Linked DNA regions of Homo sapiens: region 1 is linked to region 2. Evidence: chromatin loops called from intact Hi-C (ENCODE). Cell type or tissue: A673. All regions are shown on one strand. Links, peaks and the distances in the headings refer to the core of each region. The heading gives the core; the rest is flanking DNA.

Evidence for each region. Hi-C counts contacts between places; a loop is a spot of excess contacts. Peaks named below come from ENCODE experiments on the same cell type or tissue, not always from the same donor. Only the 100,000 strongest peaks of a DNase experiment are listed, where the experiment ranks them.
Region 1: a loop joins it to region 2, with 5 times the contacts of the local background. A loop is called at or near these places in 3 of 110 quality-filtered maps.

The regions. Positions count from the first base shown.
Region 1 is chr18:42,321,405-42,334,224 of GRCh38, reverse strand. All of the region lies in intron 3 of LINC00907 (long intergenic non-protein coding RNA 907), which reads right to left. Among named protein-coding and RNA genes, the nearest start is that of LINC00907, 140 kb to the right of the region's middle. In A673, for the core only: no CTCF peak of the experiment used is centred there; no DNase peak of the experiment used is centred there.
Region 2 is chr18:42,268,834-42,281,653 of GRCh38, reverse strand. The region is part of intron 3 of LINC00907 (long intergenic non-protein coding RNA 907); the gene reads right to left. It also overlaps the pseudogene RNA5SP454. Among named protein-coding and RNA genes, the nearest start is that of LINC00907, 89 kb to the right of the region's middle. In A673, for the core only: a CTCF peak has its summit at 7,010 (motif pointing right); DNase peaks (open chromatin) are centred at 5,373, 5,513, 6,323, 6,993 and 1 weaker place; H3K27ac peaks cover 4,619 bases.

The sequences.
Region 1 (12,820 bases), core at 2,255-10,254, 53 kb before region 2:
CAATTCTTTGTACTGCAAACTTCATAGTTTTCCATGTAATATGTGCTGTCTCCCATGAGTTCCTGGAAGCTGCACTGAAAAGTGATCATAGACAGGAGAAATCAGAGAGTCTCAGAAAAACTCTTAGGAGAGCCAGAAAGCCAAGCCTTCACCTACCTCAAATACAGTTCTCAGAGCATCATGTCAGTCCTCAGTTACCCAGTAACTTTGTGGATGCCTGGTCACTGGGCATTTAGTAAGCCCTTCTCCCACTTCCTCCCACATTTCCTATGCATTTTTTTCCTTTCCACAATTTGGGATAGACATTTAAAAATGCAGAAGGATGAAATGCTATTTTTTCCCCTCTACAGCAGGGGAGTGGGAGGGCTGTGTGGATTAACATCCCCTGTTAATTTTTTCAAAATATAAAGCTTCTTTTATCTTCCTTGCCTGAGATTCTGAAGGCCCCTTTCTCCCTGCCTAATTAACCACGAATCAACATAATTTATTTACATACATATGTTGTCTGCCTGTTTTCTTGCTTGCCTTTTCATCAGTTTTCAGTTATAAAAACCTGCGCTGAGGGTTGGGCAATGTGATTTCTGGTCCCGTCTGTGACTCTGGCAGGTTACTTTCCTTCTCTGTCTCAGGTTCCTCAATAAGAAGGGCAGAGTGGGGCTGGGCATGGTGGCTCACACCTGTAATCCCAGCACTTTAGGAGGCTGAGGCAGGCAGATCACGAGTTCAGGAGTTTGAGACCAGCCTGGCCAGTATGGTAAAACCCCATCTTTACTAAAAAATACAAAATTTAGCTGGGCGTAGTGATGTGCACCTGTAGTCCCAGCTACTCGGGAGGCTGAGGCAGGAGAATCGCTGTAACCCAGGGGGCGGAGGTTGCAGTGAGCCCAGATCGCACCACGACACTTCAGAGTGACATAGCCAGACTTCATCTCAAAAAAAAAAAAAAAAAAAAAAAAAGCTGAGGGGCTGGGGAAGGGTTCTGACCTCTACTGACTCTTCTATCTTCACACTCTATCATTTCTTTCCTGTCCTGGGTAATTCACAGAGCCACTGAGAGGAACACATGAGATAATAGAGTTCAACGAGCTATGAATAATATACAGTGTCTAAGGACTGTAGCATTATTTAAACCTGCAGCTAGTCCATTTGTTTTTAAGTTCCCATAGCATTGTGTGCCCAGCCAAGAACCTTCTTGCCCCCAGTATTAAGTGTTGATGAAGATAAAAAATTGGAAAGAAGAGAGCACAAGCAAGGGAGAGAGGGGATGTTTGGAAGGGCCTTGTGATTTGAACTCTTCTTTTATTCCAGTTTTCTAGAGATGATAATCGGGCTTTTGGTTCCAACAGGAGCATTCCACGTTGTTGAGAGATTCGCAATGAAACTTCAATGCTGGGAGAAAAATGTGCTCATGTCTTTCTTTTCAAACACTTCATTCCATGTCCATCCCACATACAAGCACTGTGCAGAGAATGATAGGAGCAGGCAGATAAGTCATTTCACCAACAGTGACAATGTAGGACCTCATTTTAATTTAATCATCAGGATAGACAGGATTTTTGCCTGGTAACAAATCACCAGGCCCTTTTGCTGGTGCTGGTTTTACACTAGATTGAGCCCCATCATTCTTCATGCTGCATTACATCCACACCTTCATCGGGAGGAAATCCAATTTGCTTTGTATTGTTTGCACATCTTGCAGTGATATTAGGCAGTTATTTTCTGAGGCAAACTCCCAGTAAATATTTGGGAGTGATTGTGTCTTGTCTCAATTACAGATTCCATTTGAGCAAGGCTGACATTTCTGAAACTCAGAAAAACTACTAAACCTTTTCTAAGGAAACAAATTACTTTAAACAATAAGTGTTCCTGTATTAAAGCATTCACACCCCCAAATGTACTTAAGTATTTCTTTTCTTGCTCACCCTACTAAAAAGGCATAAAGCAGGACATGTGGCTCTCCAAAAAATTCATATATGCTGGGAGAGTTTTGAACAAAACTGTGAATTAAGAAGAGAGGGACTGTTTTAACCAGGGGTGACTTTCTTTTCCTTGCTTTTCTGAATCCTCCTACTCCCATCTTCCTCTTCCAATACTTTGCAGGAACAAGCCTCAAGCTGTGAACAGATCCAACTATATTGTTATTAGAAGAGTCTCTCATTCATGCACATTTGAAGAGAAGACCCTCAAAAAGAGGCAAGCGCTTAGATCAAAGGAGTCAATAACTAAGGTGTGTTTTCAGAAGTCACATGGCAGAAAACTTTGGTAGGCACATGAGATGTCTCAGTGACACCAGTGGGCAGGTATCACTACCTGGGTATCACTTGGAGGTCCCCAAACACCAGTGGGACCTCAACCCCAGCTGCTGTCCAGGCTCTTGATACCGTTGCAAGAATGAATTCAAGGACCAGTTGAAAAACAGTGAAACTATAGAGATTTATTGCGAAGGGAAAAGTACATACTCAATAAAGTGGAGTGTGGGCATACTCAAGAGAGAGTCACGCCCAAGAGGCTTTGGAGCTGCTACCTTTATGGGTTTCTTTTACCAAGGGGTGGAATATTGATGAAAATTCCTTGAAGAAGGTGGAGGTTTCCTGGAACTGTGGTGCCACCCATTTTTACACCAAATATGGATGTTCCTGGAACTGTCATGGTGCTGGTATGTGTGTGATTTAGTATGTTAATGAACATCTAATGAGATCCTAGGTGAAACCTAGCTCAAATCCAGTGCCATGTTGGGTTCAGTCAGTCTTAACCCAGGTAGGTCCACACCTCAATGCAGCCTTGAACTCCCAGACTTAAGTCATCCTCCCACCTCAGCATCCTGAGTATCTGGGACTACAGGTACATGCCACTACACCCGGCTAAGTTTTGTACTTTGTAGAGATGGAGTTTTCCATTGTTGTCCAGGCTAGTCTCAAATTCCTGAGCTCAAATGAACTGCCTGCCTCAGTCTCCCAAAGTGCTGGGATTACAGGCACAAACCACTGAATCCAGTCAGGAATTCTCTATTCTCCTGCAACCACCCTGTATTATTCCTGTTCCACCAGTGCCTTTTAAATTTTTCTTGATCAGCAGCCATTTTCTTTTTAATCAGATTCCCCATGTCATATCCAATCGTAACAAGAATTGGACAAAATTTGGGGGCTCCTGTTTTGGGGGGACCTGCGATTTAACTACAGGCACAATAGCAGCAAAGATCTCTGGGCCTTGCACTGTGCCACATACATCCCATATTTTGCCTCCTTAGACTCCACAGCAATCAGGTAAAGTAGAAATTGTGCTTTTTCTTAAATTAATATCTTGGATTAAGTTACTTGTCCAACGTTGTACAGCTAGTAAGTAAGAGAAAAAAAGTTTAAATTCAGATTTAGATGCCAAAATGTTTTTTCTTCTCCACTATACTGCAGGCCCCCCTATGCATGGCATCTTGTCAGTGCTACACAATTTGCCATTAATTGCCCTTTCATTGATTCATGAGGTTAGACTTCCCTCTCAAGAAATTTCCAAACTCCTTTGAAGACAAGGACACTTTTTTCTCTTTCTTTCCTCTCAATGTACGGTAGATGCTGATATGGCAAAAGAACATTCATGACTAAGCATGGAGAGGAATGTAATAGGAATGCCATTACTATGGATTGTGCTGGGAAGGAATGAGGAATGCAGGAACCAAGTAAAGGAATTTTAAGAAAACAACCATCAAATGTGAGGTTTAATAGAATTGCGAAGGACAGAAAATATGTGTATTGGTGAGAAAAAAGAAAGAGGACCTTAGAGGCACAGAATGGCTCCCAGAACCACAAAGAAGGAGGAGATGTCTGCAGGCATTCCCATGGTCACAAGCATCACAGAGACACAGCATTGTCAGGGCTGATGGGGTCTGGGTGAATTTGATGCCAGCGCCAAAGAAAATGAGTCACATGATAATTACAGTAAAACATCACAATGTCTTTATTTGAGTAGATCCCAATAATCTTTCCAAAACAGGGTGTTTCTTGGCAAACTCTTCTATTAACCAGTTTGAAGCAACTCTGAGAACATCTGCTAACTAGGCATAATGAGTTCTTATACCTTACAGAATGTCACCATGAAGAACAAATGGCATCAGCTGCCACCATGCTGTGGCATGCTACTTTACAAAATGATATGTTGTTATTAAGTGGCAAGGGATATTGATTTCTCAGTATGTTTCTTACTTGCTCAATTGCTTTGGTTACAACAACGACAATGTATATGTTAAATACGCAGAGTAGATACAGAAGGTTTATCTTTGGGTTCTCAATCATGTGGGACTTGCTCCTTGCCCTGGCAAATGACCAAATCCCCTGAGACCCAACTTGATTCTGTTCTTTCAAAAGAAGTCTAGTCTTTTTTCTTTTCTTTCTTTTTCTTGCTGAAACATTTAAAATGTGAGAAATCACCTCATTTGGAGTTGAGATGGCCCTGTGCTTGAAGGGCATGGTCTGGAAATCAGACAAGCTAAGCTGGGTCCCAGCTTTACAACTGATCACCAAGTCACCCTGCAGGTCATTACACCAATATGGTCTTCAGTTTCTCCCTCTGTAAAGGGAGAGGGTTGCCCTCAATCATTTCTAAGATGTTTTTGGTCACTAGAATTAAATTATTTTCTTGAGCTTTAAAGAATAATTTTTAAAAATTCAATGCACATTTATTTAGTGCCTAACGTGTCAGGCATTGTTCTAAACCCTAGGAATACTTCAATTTAAAACAAAGAACGTGCCCTCCAGGAGCTTAACTTCTAATGGATGGAGAAAGACAGTATAAAAGTAAATAAGTAAATATGTATCAAGTTAGATTGTAGAAAGTGCTGTGAAGATAAATTAAGCAGAATAAATGGAATCTGGTATGGAATTCTGGAAGTAGCAACGGGATAGGAAGTAGAATGCTAATCTATTTTGGGTAGTCAGTAAAGCCCTTGCTGTAAAGTCATTTCACCTCAGAGAAGAGAACAAAATAGGAAGTATATTACACAGATACTAGGCAAAGAGTACTCTAGGTAGAAAGACAAATAAGTACAAAGTCTCTGAGGCAGGAGTGGGCTTGAAATGTACTAGCAATCTGTCCCCACATGACTTGGAATGGACAGCATCCAGAGGCTCATCTGGAAACTGCCATGGTCCTTGACTTGCCCTCTGCTCCTGCTATTGGGTCAATACAGAGAGGAACCTGTTGTAGTAGCATTGTGATATTCTGGAAAAATGCCTGCCTTCGAGTACAAAGGAAGTCCACAGTCACCCCTCTGAAACTGGTGTGCTAAAGAAGAGAAATGTTTCAAGAGTTCATATGAGTTCCAAGTTTCCTTTGAGCAAGTTGACTTTCTTCTTTAAAAATAGTAAACATTTTGAAATTTTTTCCCCCTGAAAAAGGCAAAATTGAAACAGGCAGCTACATTTGGGAAGAAGGTAAAAGCAAAATGTGCTCTGTGAAGGTGGGAGTGAGTGGTCTTCTGCCTAAGTGTCTGCCATGAAGAGAGCATTTGTAATTACAGCCACGAAATCACCCTGTAGACACTTAATAGCTTAATAAGAGTTTTAATGGGTCTATTTGAAAATGAGAAACCCCACTGTATAAAATGGGCCCATAAAATGTTATGCAGCTGTGCTGTGGCCTCAAACAAATTGCAAATAGATCTCATGCAGTATCCTGTAATATCAACTGCTGAGTTTAGGTGGCTGTAGTATTTTGGCTACACTTGTCTCCAAAAATACTTAGGAAAGACTTCAGATGCCTTCAGAGAAGCCCTACAGAGACTGGTGGCTGACCCTGTGGGGAATCCTGAAAAATTTATGTTCATGTTTACTGCTCCGCTAATTACCTCAGCTTACACTGATAGCCTTCTTCTCTGAATTTCTATATTTTTATATCATTAATAAATTTATTTACCAATCTCTGCTATGAGAAAGAAGATACAAAGAACACTTTATCTCTGCCCTTCGGGTATTTACCCCATTCCAGAGCCTGTAACACCTACCCAAGGAAAAAGGATGTTAAGTATCATGAGACTTGCAAACCAAAGGCCATAGGAATTTAGAAATAGGAGGTAGAATTGCTGTTGTAAATAATCAAGAAAGACTTCCTGGAGGTGACAATAGTTTTGACAAGCCTTGACGTGAGGACTCTTCACAAAAATGAGCAATGCTACTGAGGGAAGTTGGTGGCATGTTGGCAGAACTGTGAGTAAACAAAATAGGTAGACTGAGCAAACTTGAGGACAAAGGTAGTGAAGGCTAGAAAGCATGGTGAGAATCAGGTAAGGTATACCCTTTGTGAACCCTGAACATCTGAGACAGTCTCAGTTAATTTAGAGTTTATTTTGCCAAGGTTGAGGATGCACACCCATGACACAGCCTCAGGCAGTCCTGATGACATGTGCCCAAGGTGGTCGGGGCTCAGCTTGGTTTAATACATTTTAGGGAGAAATGAGACATCAATCAGTATATGTAAGAAGTACATTGGTTCCATCCAGAAAGGTGGGAACAACTCAAAGCAAGAAGGGGACTTCCAGGTCACAGGTAGGTGAGAGACAAGTGGTTGCCTTCCTTTGAGTTTCTGCTAAGTCCTTCCAAGGAGGCAATCAGAGATGCATCTATCTCAGGGATGACTTTGAAGAAAATGGGAGGCAAGTTTGTCCTGAGCAGTTCCCAGCTTGACTTTTCCCTTTAGCTTAGTAATTTTGGGGCCCCCACATTTTCCCTTCACACCTTAAATAAAAAGTATTAAACATTTGGATTTAAACTCTGGGCAAATGGGTAGCCTTCGAAGGCTTTTGAACAGAAGTTACATAAAGACTAAAATTGTAGCAATATATATTTTTAAGTAAAAGAAAACAGCAAATGATGTCCACGGACTTAAGAAAATACAACACCTAAACCAGAGTGGTAGCAATGGGAATGTCAGGCGGAGATGCAAAAAACAACTCTGACCTATCAGCCATTCTAGCAAAATGTTAAACTGTTTGCCAATTGTTTTGTGCAAAATAGTCTGGGACAGAGACTATTCTCCGCAACCCCATGTAGCACAGGATTGGTCACAAAGCAGACCTCTATAAATATCTCTTGACTGGCTAACATGAAAAGCACCCATCTCCTGCTTAGCCTCTTCAATAGGCAAAAAGGGAGGGTATTCCTTGGGTCCATTCCAGTCAAAGAATGGGCTAGAGTCAGAGTCATGGTGTCACATCAAAGGTCACTGCTAGAAAATTTCCTCTGCGGAAACTCTAAAATATTGGCACATTCAGTCTAAAAATGTACTTCAACAGCTATTTTCCTGCTTCCTTTGCTATGAGGAGGCAGAATGCCAGGATTCTTTGTAGCATGGGAGTCTTGAAACTGCCATTGCAAAATTATAACTGAGAAAATTATGACACTGAAAGAGATCTGACCTAACTAACTCTATCTTTCTTCTCACCTCCAAGCTGTCCTTGCTCATTCCTGGGTGTAGGCCTAACTAACTTTGGGAGGAACTTAGTTTATAGTTCATAGTTTAAAACAAAGACAATAACAACCCTTTCCCAAAACAAACCTCCTTCTTGCCTGGGGACTATACTGCCTTTGTAGGACTAACAAATTAGCCACAACAGTAGAAATTATGGTGTAGGAGTCATGCAGCTGGGGGTTATGAGATTATGACCTTCCCCAAATTGCTCGTGGGAATAACATCACTATTACAAAACCTAAGATCAGTGCTTGAGATATTTCGCAGACCCTGCACTTGATGGATCAGCTGGCACCACCCAGGTTGATAAATTGGCTCATCTGGTCTCATGCCCCCGACCCAGGAATTCACTCAGAGCAGGAGGACAGCTTTGGTTCCCTGTGATTTTATATCCCACTCGACCAATCAGTACTCTCGACTCATCGGCCCCTATCTGCCAAATTATCCTGAAAACCCCCAATCCTAGAGTTTTCAAGGAGACTGATTTGAGTAATAATATAACTCTGATCTCTCATATAGGCAGCTCTGCATGAGCTCTCTCTCTATTGCAATTTCTCTGTCTTGATAAACCAGCTCTGTCTAGGCAGTGGGCAAGGTAAACCCATTGGGCGGTTACAGTCTCCTAAATTAAATTTTAGAGCAAGTAATGGTGCCCTGCTTTTGACTATGGTCATATAATGTCAATATTTTCAGATAAGAAGTGGAAACATTTATCTAGCATCAGTATTTTTAGTCTACTCTTACATTCTGCAAAGAGGACCGTATGGTCCTATGAAGAACTCTCACAGCATTAGTGCTTTGAAAAAATCCAGAGGGAAAATGTGAGCCCATTCGCAGGACACCCAAGAAACCTGAGTAAATTTGAATGGGTTCTGTAGCCCCGCCTCATGCTCCACTATGCCATATTTGATGATTGCATGTATGGAGTCATGTAAGCGGTCTGTAAACCAAAAGTATCCAAGACAGATCTCAATCAATTTAGTTCATTTTGCCAAAGTTTAGGACATGCCCCTGTCACAGTCATAGAAGGTCCTGAGTTCATGTGCTCAGGGTGTTCAAGTGATAGCTTGGTTTTATATATTTTAGGGAGACATATGACATCAATCAGTATATGTAATATGTACATTGGTTCCATCCAGAATAAAGGAACAACTTGAAGCCAGGCAAGGAGTCAGTGGGAGGGTTCCAGGTCATAGGTGGATTCAAAAATTTTCTGGGAGGCTGAAGCACAAGAATAGCTTTAACCCAGAGGGGTGAAGGTTGCAGTGAACTGAGATCATTCCACTACACTCCAGCCTGGGCGACAGAGCAAGACTCTGTCTCAAAAAAAAAAAAAAAAAATCTGATTAGGAGTTGGTTGAAAGAGTTTATATAAAGACCTCGAATTAATAGAAAGGAGTGCCTGCGTTAAGCTAAGGGGTTGTAGCGACCGAAGTTTTTATTATGTGGATGACGCCTCCAGGTAACAAGCTTCAGAGAGAATAGATAATCTTAAGGTCTGTTTTAATGTTAATGCTGACGAGTTGTTTCTGAATTCAAAAGGTGCAGGGCATAATGAGGCATGTCTGACCACCCATTCCCACCATGGCCTGAACTTGTGTTTCAGGTTAACTTTGGAATGCCATTGGCTGAGGAAAGCAGTCCATTCAATTGTTTGTGGGGGTGGCCCTAGAATTTCATTTTTGGTTTACACCTTTGTACTTCTGAAAAACTATGCAATTTATTCCCCATGAACAGTTTTGGATGAGGAAGAATTTTATCTCTTAATGTTTAAAAACAGTGCTTTAGGCTGCATTGGTAAATGCAATTTTTCCCAGGGTTTTCATGAGAATATGCAACAATGACAGGACACAGTGATTCCCTTTTGGAGCTTCACAACTCTCCTGAAGTAGAATTTATGAGCCCATTTTACAGAATCTTTTAACAAGATAAAACAAAAAGATTGTTTAAGGTCTTGGGAAAAATTACTGTGGAAGACTAGGCTACATTGATAGAAATTTTAAAGATTTTAAAGACAAAATCCAGTGTTGAAAAGAGTGTGAGAAATGAGTGACATTTTAAAGGGATACAGTTTTTTTAGGAGGAAATTTAGTATTCTTTATCAAAATTACTCACAGACATATTCTTTGACCCTGAACTTCTGCTTCTAGAAATCCGTCCTATAAAAATAATTATGAATGTACACAAAGACAAATATATAAGAATGTCTATTACTCCATTGTTTGCCACATAAGAAAAATGATGGCAAGTACAATGGTGTAGGTCATATTTCATCTATACTATGAAATATTATAAGGTATTTCTTAAACAGGGAGAAGCCTTTTACTATTTTATTGTGTGTATCTATCTATAGCTTGAAACATTTTACAATGAATATCTACTTATATATTAATTTAATTGTTTAGCTTTTATTTATTTATTTTTTTTATTTTTTTGAGACAGGGTCTCATTCTGTCACCCAGGCTGGAGTGCAGTTGTGCAGTCACAGCTCACTGCAACCTCTGCCTCCCCGGCTCAAGCGATCCTCCCTCTTCAGCCTCTGGAGTAGCTGGAACTACAGGCACACAGCACCATGCCTGGCTAATGGGGTTTCTCCATGTTGTCTAGGCTGGTCTTTTACTCCTGGGCTCAAGTGATCTGCCTGTCTTGGCCTCCCAAAGTTCTGGGATTACAGGCATGAGCCAGCATGCCCAGGCAATTTTTAAAATATTTTAATGTGACAAACTGGGCCAGAGTCCAAATTCTGAATTCATATCTACTGTTCGTTTCATGGTGGAATAAATTGTAAAGGGCTTTTTTAGATCCACATGTCAAAAAATTTAGCTCTCCCAGGATCTGCAGGTCACATAAGTTTTCTGGGGCAGATGTGTTATAACTTGAACACAGGGATGTGTGTATAAGAGTCATTCCCTTAGGAGGTCTGGCAGTGCTTTCTTGAGCTTGTTATCTGGCAGAGAACGAATAGATTGGGTATCAAGAGATAACACATGGGGGACAATACTGCTTTTTTACTGGTCTAATAGTTACTCTAATCTCTCCATTCACCTGTCACCTCTTCTAAGAAGTCTAATTTGTAATTCATATATTTATTCATTAAAATCTTTATTGTTTTGTATGTGTCAAGCATAAGAGTCATAAGATACTGAACTTTTTTTAAAGGAAAATAAAAGAGTACACTGGTATATAAGCAGATATTGAAAAAAGATAGTAATAGGGGTCTACATGGTTTCTTTCCTGGCCTTTACGTTATGTCCCCAAACTGACTTTGATTACATATTGACAGTACATACCTGAAAGAGTGTAGAGGAGATGTGATAGGATAAATAGATGGACTGAGAATCAGAAGCTGGGGATACTAGTCAATTTCAAATTATGAGAACATAGACCAGCTATTCAATTTCTCCAAAACTCAATTTCCTTATTCCTGCCTCTCACACTGATTTTTCAGAGAAAACAGTCAATATAACACACACATAAGTAATGCATGTAAACTACAAAAGAGCATATCAAAATATAAATTACTTTTGGCCTGCATGGTGGCTCACACCTGTAATCCCAGCAATTTGGGCGGCCGAGGTGAGTGGATCGCTTTGAGCTAGGGAGCTCGAGACTAGCCTGGACAACATGGCAAAACCCCGACTCTACATAAATACAAAAAAATAGCCGGGTGTGGTGGCACATATTTGTGATCCCAGCTACTTAAGAGGCTAAGTTGCAAGGATCACTTCAGCCCACAAAGCAGAGGTTGCAGTGAGCCAAGATTGTACCACTGCACTCCAGCCTGGGTGAGACAGTGATATTCTGTCTCAAAAAATAAACAAACAAATAAATAAATTATTTTAATGTATTTTTACAACAGTTTGGAGACTTTGTAGAAAAATCTTCAAATTGTTTAGACTTCCACTTTTTCAATCATTGCATATTTTAAGGACACCACTGCTGGGTGAGGTATGCAGTAGAAATAACATTTTTGAGTATGGAGTAATGTGTGTAAATTGTTAGGTGGAAAATAACTTGTATTAATAGAATCTGTTTATTATATATGAGTATGGGTGTGTATGTGTCTGAAATAAAGGTTCCCTCTATAAACTAACAAGATAATGACACAGGAAGGTGTTAAATAAAATGTTAAACTGAGATAAGACCAAAAAACAAAATTGTCTATGAGATCAAATATATAAACAACCTGTCAAATCGAAGGACACATCCTTAATAAGGATGAAGAGGCTGCAGATATAGGAAAGAAATACCTTTGGTAAGGGTTTGACAACTGGGAGTTATCATTCCAGCTCCTAGTTATCTCTTTTACAGCATTCAACACTTAGCTGAAGGGATAAAATTTTCCAGTAACCCCCTACACAGAACTCCACAAGAGACAGCTTCTCCCCTTGAGAGTGAGTCCCAAAGAACCTGCTCAGATATGCCTGTTACATCATCTAAAATGAGAGATTCCACAAGGAAGACTTCATCTTTCAATTCGAGAATTAGAATAACATGTGACCTGCCACTACCTCCTCCCCCAACCTCTGTTGCTCTTTTCTAGGTAAAGGAGCAGAAACACACATTTTCCTTTTGTTGTTGTTGTTGTTGTTATTTGTTTTTTTGTTTTGTTTTGTCCTGCAGACAGGGTCTCTCTGTCGCCCAGGCTGGCATGTAGTGGTGTGATTGAAGCTCACTGTCATCTCAAACTCCTGAACTCAAGCAATTATCCCACCCAAGTAGCTAGGACTACAGGTGCATGTCACCACACCAGGCTAATTTTTTAATTTGTTTGTAGAGAGGGTGTTGCTCTGTTGCCCAAGCTGGGGGTGCTGAGGTATCCTCATAGCTCATTGTCATCTTGAACTCCTGAGCTCAAGCATTCTCCTGCCTCAGCCGCCTAAATAGCTGGAATTTACAGGCATGCCCCACCATTCTAGCCTTTTTTTTTTTTTTTTAGAGAAAGGGTCTTGCTCTGTTGCTTAGGCTGGTCTTGAACTCCTGGCATCAAGAAGTCATCTCTCCTCCGCCTTCCAGAGTGCTGGAATTACAGGCATGAGCCACCATGTCCTGCCAGAAATAAACATTTTCTAAAGAAGTATCCATCTGCCTCGTGCTTTTGGTATTTAGGTACTCTCAAGGAAAAACTCTCTATACTAAGAAAGCTGTAAATGAAAATATAAATAAAATAAAAACTTAACTAGTGTTACTGCCCAACAGGTTCACCTTGCCCTCTGTCTAGACAGAGCCAAGTTATTAAGACAGGGGAATTGCAATAGAGAAACAATAATTCACGCTGTGTGGGAGACCTGAGTTTTATTATTACTCAAGTCAGTCTTGTGAGCATTCGGGGATCAGAGATTTTAAGGATAATTTGGTGGGTGGGGGG
Region 2 (12,820 bases), core at 3,067-11,066:
ATGCAATAAATTTCTCTCTGTACCTGAGTAACTTGGGTTGGGATTTCTATCACTTGTAACCAAAGGAATCATAGTTGATATGCTGACCTATGGAAAATTTTTCATAAATATTAACTATTATAAACTAGGGAAAACAACATTTCTTGGTAGAATCTAATAATAATTACTACAGAGGGGAAAAAAATAATTCTGCACTCATGGAGACACAGCTAGAGACCACTTGGGCTAGCTTGAGTGATACTGTTCCTTCTACTGACCAAAAAGCTGCCTCCAAAACAGTTTAAAGTCTGGGCAATTGCCTATGTCTAGAGCTACACTAATGACTCTCTGTCCACTAATTGCATCAGAGGAAGTTCAACAGTCTCAGCTACTATTCTGATTTCTGGTGAATGATTTGCAAGTGCAGGCTGCTTGCAAAGGACAAAAGATGTTTTCCTCAAAATGGCCAACATCTATGCAACTCTGTACAGGTTCAAAAACAGGAGGTTTTCCTGATTATTCTTAAAAATCAAAATTGTTCAGGAATGAGAGGGAATACATCATTACCTTAAAAAATATTGACTGCTTTGAATACTTTACATTCCAGAATCCTAGATAATGATTTACAGTTCTTTCCATATACTCTATAACTTGAAGTAGAATATCTTCAAAAGAAATTTTCATAATTTATCATTGTTTTCTTTATAGATACACAATCAACATTTTCATTATATCTTTTTATTTACATATTTTTAATACAGGTAATTGCAGATTATCTCCGGAAGTTGGAGAATGCTATGCCTATCTTTGGTTCCATTTTTGTAAAACAAATTTGCTTAAACCAAGGGAGTGATCCATGCACAAATATCTCTCTAGAAAACATTATTTTTTAAATGTAACATTATTAAGTACTTGCTGGGTAGCTTCAGCTCTCCCTACATCTTCTCCTGAGACAAACCTGAAGGAACAGGCCCCATATGGATCAGCCCAGTCTCATAGCAAAGAGAAAAGACCAATAGAGGAATCCCTTAATGTCTCTTGAAGATTTGCCTGGAAGCAAAACATATCCTTTTTATTCACATTTCATTGGCCAAAGTAAGCCATATGAAAAAGCCAGTGGAGTGGGAAATTATAATCTGCTCACCAAGAAGAGGGAAGGAGAAAATTGTATGGAACAGTAATACAATCTAAAAGACTTTATATTACTCTAATGGGCCTCTCTCTTTTCTTTACTGGCATTATCTTCCTTCTTTCTGGCAAGTTCTAACCCAGTGATCTCTCAACTCCCAGCCACACTCCCTAACTTGCCTCACCCTGTTTTGTTTTTATTACCCCATGTCCTCAGCCTCAAGCATCCCTTCTTAAACACCTTGCATTTATATAATAAAATAATTTATCAGTATAATGGCTAGTAATGGCTCAGAATAAAATCCCTCTTAGATAAAATTTGTTTTATAACTAGGTCTTTCAAAGTATCTCCACAAATATTTCTAAACACTTGTTATGTATAAAATATCATGCTAGGTATTATACATAAATTTTCTTAAAAATCTATTAATTGGGCAGAAAAGACATAATGGACAAATGTTAAGTAAAATAAAAAATCTAAGTAACATGTAAAGACAAAAATAGATCTGTCAAAAAGCAGTGAATGATTAATTTTCAAGGACTTTTCACATATGTCAATTGCTTCTGGGTATAAGAAAAGAGTTAAGTGTTTTTTTCAATTAAAAATTAATTTTTAATTAAAAAACTGTTCAGTTAACAAAATCAACAACAATACATTGTCATATAAATGTCTCCAGCTTTCCCTCACTGTCAACTAAAGGAAGATTAAGGAAGATTTGGCTTTGCACTGAGATTTTTCTTTTTCTTTCTTTTTTTTTTTTTTAACCTCTCATGACCTATAATGAGGGTTCTGTCTTACCAGGCAAGCTCTTCCAGGGTTTATGGTACAGAATGGGAAAGAAAGAGACATAGATAAAGATACATTGGATTAGGAATGAAGAAAGCCTGATTTGAAAAATCCGCAAAAGATATAAGAGTTGCTGTCTTTTGTGAGAGAAGCTAATTGAGGAAAAAAAAAAAAAAAAGTAACGTTTTAAGAAGTATTTTGTAAACTTTGTATCCATCTTAACCAGTTCAGGTTACTACTATAGAATACCGTAGACTGAGTAGCTTACAAAACAAACGTTAATTTCTCAGACTTCTGGAGGCTGGAAATTCCAAAATCAATGTGCTGGCAGATGCAATGTCTGGTGAAGGCCTGCTGCAAACAGATGACCATCTTTTTGTTTCTCAAATGGCAGAGAGCAGGGAGAGGGGGTTTGCTCTCTTCCTTTTCTTATAGGGACACTAATCCCTTCAGGAGGGTTCACCCTCGTGACCTAATTACCTCCCACAGGACCCATCTCCCCAAACCATCACTTAGGGCTTTAACATATACATTTTGGGGGGACATAAACATTCAGTCCATAGCAGTATCCTTTTCCATTTGTTGAAGAAATGCAAATAAATATATTATTATTTTGCCATTATTTTGGAATTAGACCCTTCTTTAACTCTGGCATCACTCAGAGATTGGAACACATGGATTACAGCTTCCATGAAGTTACTAACATACATCTACTCAGCAGGAATATTTGTCAAGTGCACCTTGAAGGGCTTGGGTGCACAGTGGTAAGCAAAAGAAGCACAGTACCTGACCTTAGGAAGTTAAATCATAGCTAGTTCTCATGGAATGAGAAGATTTCGAATATGAAAAGAGTAGGGGAAAGCACTGAGAAATATTGAAAAGGGAAATACTTGGATCAACAGGTTTTTCAATGCTCCTCAAATTATACTATGAAGTCAGAAATGTACTCTCTGTAAAATTAATAGAGCCATCCCTATAAACCATTTATTAAGTATATTTTATGTGCCTGGCAATTTCCTATGTACTTTACTTGGACGATCTCATTTTATTCATAGGATATTAGGTAGATATTTTAATATTATCCCCAGGTAATGAGTAAGCCGTGGATTGACTGACCCCTCCAGGCACCTGCTTAATAACTACAATATACTACCTTATGCTCTAATGAAGGCCTTGGCAGTTTACTCCATTTTTTACCCAAATGTGATGTAGCTCCTTTCAGTCCCCACCCTTGAGAAAGAGCTGACAGCACTGTATGTGCCATGAAAACTTCAAGAATCCTTTTTAATTTTAGATGACTCCTTATCTATGTATCCCCACAAATGTCACTTCCAAATTTCTTCAGGAAGGAATTCCAGGGCTGGTTTGCTTTGCTTCCAACTTAAGGAAACTGGAAAATGCGAAAATACTTAGGGCCAGCATTCTCTTTGTAAAATGCTTTTTTTTTTTTTTGAGATGGAGTCTCACTCTGTCCCCCAGGCTGGAGTGCAGTGGCGCTACTATCTCAGCTCACCACAAGCTCCGCCTCCCGAGTTCACGCCATTCTCCTGCCTCAGCCTCCGGAGTAGCCGGGACTACAAGCGCCCGCCACTACGCCCGGCTAATTTTTTGTATTTTTATTAGAGACAGGGTTTCACCATGTTAGCCAGGTTGATCTCCATCTCCTGACCTTGTGATCCGCCCGCCTCAGCCTCCCAAAGTGCTGGGATTACAGGCATGAGCCACGGCGCCTGGCCTGTAGAATGCTTTTAATCTCAAAGTTCCATGACCACCCTAATTTGTATACTTTACAGTAATTTTTATGTATATATATATATAGTCATTTAAGATAAACAGAGTGAGGTAGATAAATTAAGAATTATAACCATTTGTTAAAAGAGTAACAATCCTCCAAGAAATTAAATGACTTGCCACCAAATCTATGCACAGGTAAGAAGTGGCAAAACCCAGGTTTTCATACCCTGGTCAAGTCCTCTTGCCTCCTACTATTCACCAAGTTAAAGGTCAGCTCATACTAATTGGTGCCTTGGAGTTGCTGCCTAGGGAGTAGATTTTCTCAACTGCTCATTCTATCCCTATCCTCTCCACAAGTTACACCAGGGCCACAAAAGCAATTACTGCTTGAGTAGACTGGAAAACAGCAATTTTAAATGATTAAAAAAGGGAAACATTTTTAAAAATAATTACTATCATTATTTTTTATTTGGGAGGAAGAGAGAGATAAATATATTGTGAATCAACAGAAGCCTTGGCCCATGTTCTCTAAGCCTTATTTATCTGGGAGTTGTTTATCTCCCAGAGTTCTCCCTCAGAGGAAAGAATAATAATTATTGTTTAATTATAGCAGAAGTAAATTTTCTCTTCCAGTTCTAAAGCAGGATGACTCATAGCTCTTCATTTATTAAAAAATAAAATGTCTTTCAGAGAAAAATATTTTTCAAAAGCCAGAGTGTGAAAGGGGCTCAAGACTTCCATCTGGGACGCTCAGTGACAACAGAGCCATTTTCACCTGACATTACTCACCAGTGGGTAATGTTCACACCTGTGCAAAGTGTAGTCAAGAGATGCATTTTCCTACTGGGACCATCCTTCTGCTACTCAGAACTGCATGAGACAAGGAGCACTTTTCTCTTAAGATGTTTCCAGCTGAGCTATCCAATTACTGGGGTGTATCTATCTTCTGAGCAATAGAGGGCCCATCAGAACGTACCTGATTCCACAGTAAATCTCTTGTGTTGTTACTGCTGATGATTTAATTTTTGCTTACTCATCTAGGAACCTGGAACCTGGTCCCACAAACAACATATTCTCAATTTCTAAGCCTAACAGGGTTCCTCAGCCCCAGTTGATCTTCCAGTCCTGCTATCCCTCCCCAAGCTTCATCAGGAAGATTTAAAGTTCAGTCAGACCCACTCGAGATTTCAGTCTCCAGATTCAGTATGAAAAAATCATGGTGATATCACCTGTATTCATTTATAAGGAAATGAGACAAAGACTAAACATAAAAACAGATTAGACAGAGAACCTGATGGTGGATATACTGCTCCCTGACCATCTCATTTGCAGGAATTATTGTTGTTGGTGTATTGTATACTGAACTTTACTATATCCTCTCCTCATTGAAATGCAAACTCTGAGTCTAATGAGACATGTCCCACCTGTCCGGCTGTCAGGCTTCCTGAAAGGCGTGGGAGGAACCCACAGGACAATAAGAGGAAAGCAAATGGGCAGAGTCAGACCTGATATAATAAAACTGCCTTTTAAAATATGGATTCCAGAGCTGGGTGTGGTGGCTGATGCTTATAATCCTAGCACGTTGGGAGGCTGAGGTGGGAAGATCATATGAGGCCAGAAGTTGGAGGCTGCAGTAAGCTATGATCACGATGCCACTGCACTTCATTCTGGATGACAGAGCAAGATGCTGTCAGAGAAAGAAAAGGAGAGAGAGAGAGAGAAAGAGAGAGAGAGGAAGGAAGGAAAAGAGAGAAAGAGAGAGAGGAAGGAAGGACGGAAGGAAGGAAGGAAGGAAGGAAGGAAGGAAGGAAGGAAGGGCCAGCCCAGAATTTTATAGAATCTTTTTTTATGATCCATTAAGAAACAAGGTGGGGCTTTGTGTGTGTGTGTGTGTGCGCGCACGTGTGTGTGTGTGTGTGTAGGCAAGAAAGCCCTTCATGTGGAAGGGCACAAGTAATGATTTTATAGTGCTAGGAAGAAAGGATTTTCAGACCAGCAGAATCAACATGCCATAAAATCTAATCTAATCTAGTACTTTGGAATAAGTATTACCTCAGAATACTAACAATACCACAGCAAACGTAAATTGCTTTCTAATTTTAGAAAGTAAGATAAATATAAACACTCTTATGAAAGGTAATATGTAATGTCATTAACATCTTAGTGTGAATTAATTTAAACAAAGAGAAACAGACATGTGTGAAAGAGTGTGAAGAAAGAGAGGAGTTAGAGAAAGTGCAGCTGCTGGACACAGTTTGACTACATGTACATTTTACCAAGGACATGGCCTGGCCAAAGACATAGGCACCCTCTGCTCCCAAACCAACACCACACACATCTTGCACAGTACATGACACACATCTTTGTTCAAATCCTTACCTAATAATCGAAGTTTTGGTAGCTGAGAGTTTTTTTGCCTGGAAAAAAAATGTTTACAACACTGATCTTGTGATCTGTGGCAGTTCTAATTTTAACAGCATTTTCTGAGAATAGAAAAAATACTCTATTTCATTTTCTCCCTTGACCTACTTTAGCATATTCTGCCCCACTTAATATTTTCTATCCTTCACATTCTCCCTCCTGCATGTTACACAAAGAGATACTGAGCTGGAGAAAATAAGCTGCATTTGTCTTTCTGCCTCTTCCCTAAAGAGGGGTGTAGAAACCTGAATGCATTCATTGATCATGCCTCCTGCTGTGCCCAGCCTGGCCTGCACAGGGTGCCCATCTTACAGAAAATCTCCTGTGAATCAGGAAGACACAGAAAGGAATTTCAAATTACCCACTCTCCACCATTGTCCTTACATTACACATTTTCCTGAGATTACACGTTACATACTTAGATTATAATTACATATCGCCCTTAGATTACAGCTGAGTAATCTAATAAACCAATCTACTGAAATGTGATAAAGTGAGCCAATTATTTCTAAGATGTCTGTCACAGAACAAGCAGCCCTTTATTGCTTACTCACTTATTTTGCTTGTGGCCTAGCAAAGTATCTCTTGTGGACCAGTAGCATTGGTATTACCCGGGAACTTGTTAGAACTACAGACTCTCAGGCTTAGGCTGACCTCATCAGAGCCTACATTTTAACAAGCCCCTCAGGTGATTCATATGTACATTACAGTTTGAGAAGCCTTGGCCAAGTTGCTCATTAAAATCTTGCTGTTCCTGACTGCCTCAGTGAAAAAGTTACTTACCAGAGTATTCCAGGGAGCCACTTAGTGACAAAAGCAAGTTCATCCTACTGTGGGCCCCCATCAGACACATCAGAAGGAGAGAAGTCTGGGTCTTATTATTCTAACTTATGGAGGTTGCTTGATTTCTGACTTGGCAGACAAGCAACCTCTTCAGAGGTCTTCAACTTACCCACCAGGGGTCACCCTAGTTGGTTCATCTGTGAGACCTAGCCTGGATAAACATATGTACTCCCTATCCCTTTACAAATGAAAGTCCAACACTTTGTTATAAAGAAAATTACTTTCCAACTATTAAATAAATGATAGCCACTATTTTTGTTGGCTACTTGTTTTGGGAGAAGGCATTTCAATAGATTGTTGTTCTATACTCCTGAGATTTTTCCTGCTGCTGAGTTTTTTGTTGACATCTTGTAATTATGATCTTTTTAATATTACAGGGAGAAAGAGAAATGAAAATAAAATAGCTACATTATGCTGAGCTCAGGCAGATAGAAGAAATAAAATCAAGACCTATCATATTTAGAGGGAAAAAGTAACAAATGTGGAATTTCCAGGAATTCCTTGGGGAGAAGGGTCCTAATACAAATTGCCACTTCTTTAATGTATACAAAAGACATGAAAAATGTCCCTTTGGTCTTAAAGAAGGCTGGCTCCTGGTTCATGAGAGCTGCCATTGCCTGCACTAGCTGGTGATCACTGCCAGAATACATACAAAAATGCATGCAGTCAACCTGTTAGTTTTATTGCTGGTGTATTAGTCAGGGTCCTCTAGAGGGACAGAACTAACGGAATATATATATATATATATGTATACAAGGGGGAGTTTATTAAGTACTAATTCACATAATCATAAGGTTCCACAATAGGCCATCTGCAAGCTTAGGAGCAAGGACAGCCAGTCCGAGCTCCAAAACTGAAGAACTTGGAGTCCAATGTTCGGGGGCAGGAAGCATCCAGCATGGCAGAAAGATCTAGACTGGGAGGCTAGACCAGTTTCTCCTTTCACATTTTTCTGTCTGCTTATATTCTTGCTGTGCTGGCAGCTGATTCGATGGTGTCCACCCAGGTTAAGTGTGGGTCTGCCTTTCCCATCCCACTGACTTAAATGTTAATCCCCATGAGCAACACCCTCACAGACACACCCAGGATCAATACTTTGTATCCTTCATTCCAATCAAGTGGACACTCAGTATTAACCATCAGAGCTGGTTCTGGTGACTTCGGAGCATGTCATATCTTTTCTTGTCATGTATATGTCCTGGTAGATGCTGTATATATTTTTAAGTGATCCCACCCTAATCATACATTCTATCTTTCCAAATTTCTCCACTGTTCAGAAATATTATCAAAAGATTTGATATATAAGATTCGTTATGTGTATTCTGCTTCTTCCCTTATTATCAACCGTGACCTCATTCTCTTCCCTATTTTATATTATAGGCACAGTCTACCTCTTAAATGTCAGGTGTTCCCTGATATTTCTCCCCTGGGAAAGGTGATATGGGGCTGTTTTTTCCCTGCAACCTGCTTGAGCTATAAGCCTCAAAAGGCAAACAAAAGTAGGGTTCCTCTCATCCCCCAAGGTCTCCAGCTTTGGAAGCTCTGCTACATCCTCAATATTCTCCTTTCTCATCCCTGAAATCCTATTTGTGGTCAACCCCTGCTCACTTTTCTTCAATCATGGCCACCTCTCTCAACCTTACCTCCTGGTTGCAGGCTGGGTTCCTGGGAAACAGATTCTACTTTGAGATTTGCATTATGGAAGTTGATTGACAAGTGCTCTTAAAAACAACATCCATGAAGGAGTGAGAGAAAAAAAAGCTGGGGAGAGAAAGCAGTTGCACCATGATACACTTGCAACAGAGGCTCCAGCTCACCCTATAGGGAGCTTGGTGTTGGAATGACCCAACAGAAAAATCCTGAAGTGAGAAAAGGAGCCTTTCAACCTAGTCTCGACCCGTCATTGAATGCAAACTGACGTAGAGGGGGATGTAATATTTGGCAAGTCAGTTCCCTTCAGCAGAGGGCAATTTCGAGAAAGAGACCTATCTGTGAGCTAGCAAGAGTTATCATTCCCACTAGCTCTTTATAGAAATGAGTGTCTTGGTCCTGAAGGGAACTCTGGGAGGTCCACCACAATATCCATCACACTTGCAAAGTTTCAAATTATTCCTGATAGAAAAATATTCTACAATGAGCTACAGAAGGCTTACAAAAAACAAACAAACAAAAGACCCCAGTTTAAATCTTTGAATTACATTGTTTCTCCACCACCACTTTGTGGAACTAAAATTCCTGTTGCATTCTGCAAATACCAGCTATGGCATTTCAAAAAAAGAAAAAAAGCAAGTAAAATGACACACAAAGTAGAATTTTTACCCTTACGGCTCTGCAGCTGAGCAGCAGACATATATTTTCCAGGAGCATTTCACTGGTCAAATGTCGCCAAAACAATTTCCAAGCCAACCTGCCCTCATTAGTTCTCTGAGCTCTTGATTACAAATTTATAAGAGGCCTGCCCTAGATAGTCAGAGAGCTCCTTCAAGATGGCCATCATCTTGGCCCTCAGCATTTCCCACTGGGAACATTAGAAGCTTTCCCATCAACCAAAATAAACAACTCCTTTCATGAATAGACCCAATGAAAGCCCTATAAATCACAGCTGTCAAAAATGTCGCTAGCATTGCAGAAGACAGAAATCAATCTAAAATTCATTAGTTTGCCTGACAAGAGCCTAATCTCTTATTGTTTAATACCAACGATGGCACCTCAGGTAGAATAGGAAGCTGCAAGAGATCATCCTAGTTTCTTGTGACAGAAATGTTCAATGTTTACGGCTTAATCTGGCCTTTCGACTATTCCTATTCTGTGGGCAGAAACCTTTGCCCCCCTGCTTAAGGTCAACTTGCCTGTGGTATGAGGCAGGAATCACTCTGATGTTGTCACCATATTTCACAGCTATTAGTGTTACGGTTGGGTGGGTTGCAGTATTTCAGGTAAAAAGGACACAGACGTTGCAGCCTAAGTGAAGTGTTCTGTATATACAGTGAGTCAAAGGCTCAAACGTAGCTGCACCATCATCAGAAACACTCCTGCAAGCCAGGGGTTAGCAAGAACACTCCCTTTCCCTCTTCCTCTTCACATAACCCCTGATGTGATAGCTCTTTTGTGACTGCATCTCTCCTTTGAGGCTTCTCTAGTTTATTTTAATCAGATCTCATCTGTGTATACATATTAGCAGTGATATTCAGGATTAGCATGGGACAGAGGAGTCTAGAGATAGATGGGCAGTGCTACCACACAGGACACAGCCTCTTGAACATAGAAAATGATTCAGGCTATACAGGAGATCCACCAACCTGCAAACATTACTCTGACCAGGCTAGTCTCCTAATGTTCTCCCAACTCATGTACACATTCAATGTCTCTCCTCTTTCCTTATGCCACTGGAATGACTTGGATTCTTCACTGACTCTCCAATGTCTTTCTGGACATAAACTCCTCAGGGAACTTTATTCTTATTCATATTAATGTATTCCATCAATGTTCTTCCAGGTTCTTATTGTCTGTGCACCTAAGGGCACTTAATCCTGCCTTGGATTGTGACTATCTTTTAACAAGCAAAGGCCTGCATTCCCAAAAACCTTGTTAAAAACCAAACTTGCTGAATTTACTATTCATCTTGACCAAGAATAGTGGAAAGTTACCCAATGAAGTATTACTACCATAAGGCACTAGGTTAACAGGATTTACATTTTACTCTGCCAGTTTTTTTTTTTTTGAAATGATCAATTTTTGACAAACATTTTAATAAAGTATGATTATTTCATGTTCCATAAAATATAGCATCACCTACATCAGTATACTAAAAATCTTAAGAGAGTAGAATTGTGGCCTGTACCCAAAAGTGTCCTCTTCCTTCACCGAATAAATACAATATATAGAAATCTATAAACATTTATTGTTTGCTACTAATTTTGATTAAAATGTTGGAGCTGTCAAATTCTATTAAGATTTCACATCAAGTCTTTAAATTGGATAAAGAAGAAACATAATGAAAAGTCACGGTGGCTTATTTTTATAAAATAAGAATGTAAGTTCATTTGAGGCTATCTCCATGTGGTATTTATTTGACTATTTTAATCTGCCATTCAATTACTAACTAGGCCTGATTCTGCTTAGCTTCCAAGATCTGATGAGGTGAAGTGCATTGAAGGTGGTATGGCTATAGACTTACACAGGGAACCATTATGTACATAAGTCTATTTACTTTATCAAACTAGGTCCTCAGTAGGCTTTGAGAGTATGGTGTCCAGAAGCTTTGCTTTTTCGTAATGTGCTTGTGTTTGTGTGTGCCCATGTACCCACGTGGCAGAGGTGAGGATGGTATGTGAGCTTGTGAGGGATGCCAAGGTGTGGCCTTGGATCCATGGAAACTTGAGTAAGCAAGAAGTGCCAGGAAGTTTCCACCTCTCAAAATATCAGCCCTGTGCCCTCCATCAATAGAAACATCATTTTGCCTACTGGATTCTCTTTTTAAAAAATTACTTATTTTTTTTTCAATAGTTTTTGGGGTGCAGGTGGTTTTTATTACATGGATAAGTTATTTAGTAGTGATTTCTGGAATTTTGGTGTACCTGTCACCCAAGCAGTGTACACTGTACCCAATATGTAGTCTTTTATCCCTCATCCCCCTCCCACCCTTTCCCCCCAAGTCCCCAAAGTCCATTACATTATTCTTATGCCTTCGTATCCTCATAGCTTAGCTCCCAGTTATAAGTGTGAACATATAATATTTGATTTTTCATTCCTGAGTTACTTCACTAAGAATAATGGCCTCCAGCTCCAAGATCCATCCAAGTAGCTGCAAAATACATTATTTTATTCCTTTTTATGGCAGACTAGCCTAACGGGCCCAAGATGGAATGCAGAGGCACCATCTCGGCTCACTGCAACCTCCGCCTCTGGGGTTCAAGCGATTCTCCTGCCTCAGCCTCCCGAGTAGCTGGGACTACAGGCACGTGCCACCATGCCCAGCTAATTTTTTTTGTATTTTTAGTAAAGATGTGGTTTCACCGTGTTAGACAGGATGGTCTCTATCTCTGACCTCATGATCCGCCCACCTCGACTTCCCAAAGTGCTGGGATTACAGGCGTGAGCCACCAAGCCCAGCCTGGGTCCTCTTTTTGAGAAAAAAAAAATCCTGAAAGGTTAAACACAATTTACTAATTATAAGGACTACAGGCACTGTTTTTTCACAGTGGTACCTAGATTCATGTTTAATTTAATAACCATGAATTAAAATCTTGGGGTTCTATCTTTAAGGAATTCTACTTTAAGGAAAGCAGAATTTGGAGTCATCTGGTTCTTGGACAGACCTGGTGAGATGGTCTTTAGGCAGGAATCTATGGGTGTGACAAAAGGTAAAATTGGGAGAGAGAGAGAGAAACTCAACTCAGAAAAAAACAAAGACAATGTTAACCAGCTTTGTGTGTTCCTAAAAGTATTGTGTCTCTGAAAATTAAGGTGCGATAATTATTTTCTCTCTACTAAATTATTTTCCAAAGATTTTAAAATTTCTTTTAGAACTCTCTGATTTTATCCTTTCCCAATATCCTTGGAAAGAGAAAAATCTTAGTGATGAAAAGAAACCGTGAGAGTTCATTGTATCAGGCCCTTACCATCCCCATCCTAGATGAAGTTCCATTTCAAATGCAAAATTTGAGAGCCTGCAGTTAGAGTGAAGCGCGCAGCCCTGCCCTTTCCACACACTGTAATTGGTGGTGGAGACAGACCCAGCAAATGACAGCCTGCCAGATGGTCTTCCAGCCTGTGTCTGAACACTTCATCGAAGAGGAACTTCCTACTTCATCAAGCAGCAGTCCCACTGTCGGACAGCTCTAATTGTCAGGATATTCTTCAGTAACTTCCAACCTTTGGTTTTCAAAACCACACATCTGACTCTCACTAACATAATAATTTGTCAAA